Linked DNA regions of Homo sapiens: region 2 is linked to region 1. Evidence: read pairs that join two places in POLR2A ChIA-PET (ENCODE). Cell type or tissue: Panc1. All regions are shown on one strand. Each heading gives the region's core, and the rest is flanking DNA. Links, peaks and the distances in the headings are about the cores only.

Evidence for each region. Peaks named below come from ENCODE experiments on the same cell type or tissue, not always from the same donor. Only the 100,000 strongest peaks of a DNase experiment are listed, where the experiment ranks them.
Region 2: POLR2A ChIA-PET joins it to region 1 with 5 read pairs; 1 of 35 experiments calls an interaction of 5 or more read pairs at or near these places.

Annotation. Positions count from the first base shown.
Region 1 is chr16:88,237,267-88,240,170 of GRCh38, reverse strand. It overlaps a transcript of ZNF469 not described here. Among named protein-coding and RNA genes, the nearest start is that of LINC02182, 44 kb to the right of the region's middle. RefSeq lists an enhancer at 1-28. In Panc1, for the core only: no CTCF peak of the experiment used is centred there; a DNase peak (open chromatin) is centred at 1,270; H3K27ac peaks cover 1,388 bases.
Region 2 is chr16:87,855,648-87,858,551 of GRCh38, reverse strand. All of the region lies in intron 1 of SLC7A5 (solute carrier family 7 member 5), which reads left to right. Among named protein-coding and RNA genes, the nearest start is that of MIR11401, 3.2 kb to the right of the region's middle. RefSeq lists a silencer at 2,429-2,617. In Panc1, for the core only: no CTCF peak of the experiment used is centred there; no DNase peak of the experiment used is centred there; H3K4me3 peaks cover 1,453 bases; H3K27ac peaks cover 1,104 bases.

The DNA of each region.
Region 1 (2,904 bases), core at 170-2,669:
GGGGCTGGCAGGACAGAGCAGGCTTTGAGAATCACCCCCTTAAATCATCATAGGCAGCCAGCATCGCCGGCTCAGGGTCAGTCACCAATGGGCATGGGTGTTTGGCTCTTCTCTGGGCAGGAGGATCGATGGCCCCGAGCACAGGCCAGAGCAGCAGCCCCTCCACCGCCAATGGGGCCTGGGCAGGTCTGCCTGAGCTTTTCCACCATCAGATTGTAATACCTACCTAGCTGGGCAATTTCAAGCTGGAAATAATGTAAATTTCTGGGCATGCAAGATAACACTGTCATTAAGAGACCACAGTGATTGTTAGCCAGGCATGGTGGCTCACACCTGTAATCCTAGCACTTTGGGAGGCCAAGGCAGGCAGATCACGAGGTCAGGAGATGGAGACCATCCTGGCTAACACAGTGAAACCCTGTCTCTACTAAAAAAAAAAAAAAAAAAAAAAAAAATATATATATATATATATATATATATATATATATATATATATATATATACAAAAAAAAAAAATAAGCCGGGCGTGGTGGCAGGTGCCTGTAGTCCCAGCTACTCGGGAGGCTGAGGCAGGAGAATGGCGTGAACCTGGGAGGCGGAGCTTGCAGTGAGCCGAGATCGCGCCACTGCACCCCAGCCTGGTGACAGAGCGAGACTCCGTCTCAAAAAAAAAAAAAAAGAGAGACCATCATGAAAATTCGCACTCAGACCCATTCCTGATCCCATCATATTCCAAGTCTCACCTGAAGCAAAGCAGTAGATGAAAGAATCCTGTAGTTCTTGGCACCTTTTATATAAGTGGCTTTCAACAGTCAATGCTAGAACTTAAAGAATCTTCTTCATCTTCTTTTTAACCACATAAAGGGGAAATAATTAAAACAACTACTTTTCAATTTTTTCCCAGCTGATCTACCCAACTCACAACTCTGGATTATAAAATGAACAAAAACGAGTAGGACCAGTAGAAAAACCCCAGAGAATAGCCGATGGCAGAGACTTCGGCACAACCCCACCTCCCTCACCCGCACCATGGCAGACATGTCTAATCTACACAGAGCTAGACCCAGACTCCAGACAGCCATTACCAGTCAATCCCAGTTCATGTGCAAGATTAAACCAGTTACTCATAGCCCGTTTTACCATGAATCAGACAAGGTCAGAAAGGGGGCAGTGACTCACCCAGCCTCACACAGTCACCAAGGAGGCTGGACTGTATCTCCTGAAGCTGGGCAGACAGCCAAGGCCATGGGAGGGAGGGAGGCCGGATCTCCACAAGGCTGAGGGGCAGGAACTTTCAGAAGCATGTTCTGTATGCAGTGATTCCACTACAAAGCAGAGGCGCCTGCTCTTCTCAACAAGGACAGTGGGCTGCTGGGCTCTGGTGGATTATCACAGGGCATGGCTGCCCCAGGGTCAGGTTCCGGGCTCTGCCCCCTTCCCTGCAGAGAAGGCTGGGATCTCCATGGTTTTAAGAGGGTTGATAGGAAGCTATCAACTTCACTGCCTTCTGGTCCTGAATGTTCTCAGATATATACATTTTAAAGTGTTTAAATTAAGTGGTGATTGGCAAACCCCAGTCTCCAACCCAGAGAGGACCTGGACAGTGGCCTCCTAAGGGAAGCCCTCAAGTTGGCTTGGAAAGACCCAGGCAGTCTACCTCGGGTCTACCTAGAGTCTATCTGGGGTCTATCTATCCAGGGTCTATCTATTTAGGGTCTATCTAGGGTCTATTTAGGGTCTACCTAGGGTCTATCTATCTAGGGTCTCTGCGTCCCACTTTGGGACATCCCTTCCTCCTGCCTCCTTCCCAGCAGCATCAGGGAGGGACCCCTGTGTGTCACTTGTGCGGCTCTCCACCCGACAGAGGGACAGAAGGGCTCATTCCTCTCTCCCTTCCCACGGGGAACTTCCAGCCTCCCTTCTGTTCCCTACCATGCAGTTCAGCAGACACAGGGTGAGTGGGTGCTGCCGGCCACATGGCAGCGTGGGCATCCCCCTCCCCGTCAGAGCTCCCAGTTGGGAGGGGCGGAGCACAGAGAAACAGGTGAAAATTAGAGGGTGGATTTCATCATCTCCAGAAACTTAGGAGAAACCAAGATACCTTCATAGGTGAATGGATGGGCTGGGGTCCCTCCAGACAATGGAATATTTTTCAGTGCTATAAAGAAAGGAACTGCCAGGCTGTGAAAAGGCAGGGAGGAGTCTTAGGTGCTGCTAGGTGAAGAAGCCCATTGGAGAAGGCTGGATACTGTGTGATTCCAACTCCATGACATTCAGGAAAAGGCAAAACCATGAAAACAAGAAAGATCAGCAGCTGCCGGGGCTGGGCAGAGGGTGACTGGCAGGAGCACAGAGTGCAGGGAGGGTGAGTGGCGGGAGCAAGGAGGGCAGGGAGGGTGAGTGGCAGGAGCAAGGAGGGCAGGGAGGGTGCGTGGCAGGAGCACGGAGGGCAGGGAGGGTGACTGGCAGGAGCACAGAGGGCAGGGAGGGTGAGTGGCAGGAGCACGGAGGGCAGGGAGGGTGAGTGGCAGGAGCAAGGAGGGCAGGGAGGGTGACTGGCAGGAGCACAGAGGGCAGGGAGGGTGAGTGGCAGGAGCACGGAGGGCAGGGAGGGTGAGTGGCAGGAGCACGGAGGGCAGGGAGGGTGCGTGGCAGGAGCAAGGAGGGCAGGGAGGGTGCGTGGCAGGAGCACGGAGGGCAGGGAGGGTGAGTGGCAGGAGCACGGAGGGCAGGGAGGGTGAGTGGCAGGAGCACGGAGGGCAGGGAGGGTGACTGGCAGGAGCACAGAGGGCAGGGAGGGTGACTGGCAGGAGCACAGAGGGCAGGGAGGGTGAGTGGCAGGAGCACGGAGGGCAGGGAGGGTGAGTGGCGGGAGCACGGAGGGCAGGGAGGGTGAGTGGCGGG
Region 2 (2,904 bases), core at 310-2,809, 380 kb after region 1:
TGGAGGTGTTGGATTGGCTGCCACAAGTGTCCTTCCACCTCCACAATACCGTGACTGGAGCGGGTTTTCACTCCTTTTTCTTGTTAGCATAACTGTTGGAGCTGTAGAGGGTTTGGAGTGGGGCGTGGGTTTCCGGACCACAGATGTGTGAGGCTCCGCACTTAGCCAGCAGTGGCAACTCCTTATCACTGGTGCCCACGGCTTCATCTGTGCCCTGAAGATACTCATGCTGCGGTGACTGGTCAGATTAATGGTGATGCTTTCATGGGGCGCCGTAAGACACGTCCGCGAGGTATTTCGCCCATGCAGCAGGAGGCAGTTGTTCCAGTCTGTTGGAAACAGGAAAGGGAGGCTCAGTCCCTGCAAAGGAACTTGCCGGAGTTCACACAGCATTTCAGCACCGGGTGGCCTGGTTTCAGAGTTTCAGAGGGAGCGGTGGCCCTTCCTGTCAGCCCTGGGGGTCTCCTGGAGTCAGGACCCTTGGGAAACCCAAATCCACCAGGACGCTTGTGTCAGGAGAACCTGACCACATGAGAAGCTGCCCTTTTCCAGTTCTCCTGCTTACCCTGGACTTGGGATGTTGGCAAATTTCAGAGCTTGCCAAATCTGCATCTTCCTGGCCTGTTTAAAATGAATGTGTCAGCCCCATTCTGGACAGCAGCTGACACCTCCTCCCCCGTGCCAGCCAGGACAGTGTGGTTGGGCGTAACTCAGCCCCGGTTAAAAATGGAAAAAAGTACAAAGACATGTGTTCAAGGGCTGGTGACAGAATTTGAAAATGTGACACCAGCCTGTTAGTAATTTGTTTTCACAGAAATCTGTTTCAACACTGAGCAGACAGGTGGGGCCAGGGCCTTGGGATCATCTCTCTGTTTGCCCAGGGACATCTGTATGTCCGGCCCAAAGGTGGGGCCTTGTGCTCTGCAGAGACTGGGCATCAAAATTGAGCCATTATAAGCAGACCATCCCGGCCAGGCGCGGTGGCTCACGCCTGTAATCCCAACACTTTGGGAGGCCAAGGTGGGCGGATCGCCTGAGGTCAGGAGTTCGAGACCAGCCCGGCCAACATGGTGAACGCTTGTCTCTACTAAAAATACAAAAATTAGGCCGGTGTGGTGGCAGGTGTCAGTAATCCCAGCTACTGAGGCAGGAGGCTGAGGCAGGAGAATCACTTGATCCCCAGAGGCGGAGGCTGCAGCTACTCGGGAGGTAGATGTGAGAGAATGGCTTGAACTCAGGAGGCGGAGGTTGCAGTGAGCCAAGATCGTACCACTGCACTCCAGCCTGGGCGACAAGAGCGAGACTTCGTCTCAAAAAAAAAAAAAATGTGAACGCTGCCTTTGCTTCCCTGCCCCGGAACTGCTTCATTTTCCTTGGGGTTTCCGGACCACTTTGACCTCTCTCTCTGGCCAGCAGTGGCAGGGAGGCAGGTGGATCTGGAGCCGGCATGGGCAGGCTTGGCATTCCAGCCCATTCTGGGGTGAGGTTGGCCTTGGGTGAGGACAGGGGTCACTGGGTCAGACACATTCATTTTCTGGAGCCCGGGGCGGTGACGTGTCCATCAGGGAAGCACGCGCCTGTGCTGGGGGCGCTCCCCAGGCCGGCAGCACCAGCCTCCCTGGGACCTTGTTCTGTGCAGATGTGTTGTCTCCATCTCCCGGACCTGCCTGATCAGAAGCTCTGGGTTTCCATCCGCCTCCCCCACCACTGCTTTTATAAGTTCCCCCGGGGGATGACACGGGAGATGGTGGGGGCTGTCTGTCGGTGGAGAAGGTGGAGGCTTGTACTCAGAGCAGGGGATATTTAGACTTGAAGGGGCCAGGGAGGAAGGTACTGGTTCTACTAAAGCCCCATGTGCACTGGGCAGCCACCAAGTTCGGGGCCCTGTGCGTACCGAGTGGATTCCGACAAAGAAGCTGTCTCAGGAGCCCCAGCCAGCTGCAGAGGGGGGCCCAAGCTCCAAGGCTGGGTGTCAGGTTTGCCAGGTGCTGGCTCCGCTAGGGGCCACAGGCTGCACTGGGCGGGACTGGGCTGGGCTGGTACCTGTGCCCGGTGTCGGGCCAGCTGTAGTTGCTGTGGTCAGCTGCCGCTCTCCGGCCCCGTGCGAACTGCTGTGCCCGGTGCACCCTGGGGGACCAGGCTGCCTGGGCTTCCTGGAACTGATGAAGCTGCCGGCCACTTCCTCTGTGCTGTCTCCAGCAGGCAGTTCTGGGTAAACAATCGTCATTTGCCTATAAAGCTGCACAGCTCACAGGCCTTGGACCATCTCTGCCCCAGCCCCAGCATTGGCCCTCTGGACAGACTCTGAAACCGTGCGCGGAACACAGCCTGTCATTACAGATGACTCCTGGAGGCAGTCCTCGGGGGCCTGGCAGGAGCACTTCTGTTTCTGTTGGGTCTGAAAATGACAGAAGGGACTGCAGGATGCCTGCCTGGGCTGGACGCCTGCCTGGGGCACTCACAGTGGCTGTGTTTGGGCTCGAAGGGGCCCGGGAGGATCATGTTCACTGGGTACTCCCACTTACAGACAGGCCAAGGTGCTGAGCCCTGCAGGACTCACTGCTGTGCCTGGCTCGGGGGCAGGTGAGGACCGGCGGCCCAGGGAGCAGCCTCTGTGGCCAACAGAGAGGATTTTCATTGTGGCTGACCCTGAACCCTATCCACGGATGCTCCTGTACCTGGTACATGTTTATTACCTGAAAGAATCAGGCATTAGTCCGTGTGGGGTGGGTTCATGGGGCCTGCGGGGTCCCCACCCAGCCGGGGCCCACAGGTCCCACCTGCTCTCCATATTGAACACACCTGTTACTGGCCCTTCCCCCACCCCTCTCCTCCAACACTGGACCCTGGGGGATCATCCCTTTGCTTGTAGCGGGATTTTATCAGGAGCTGGACAGAGTTGGG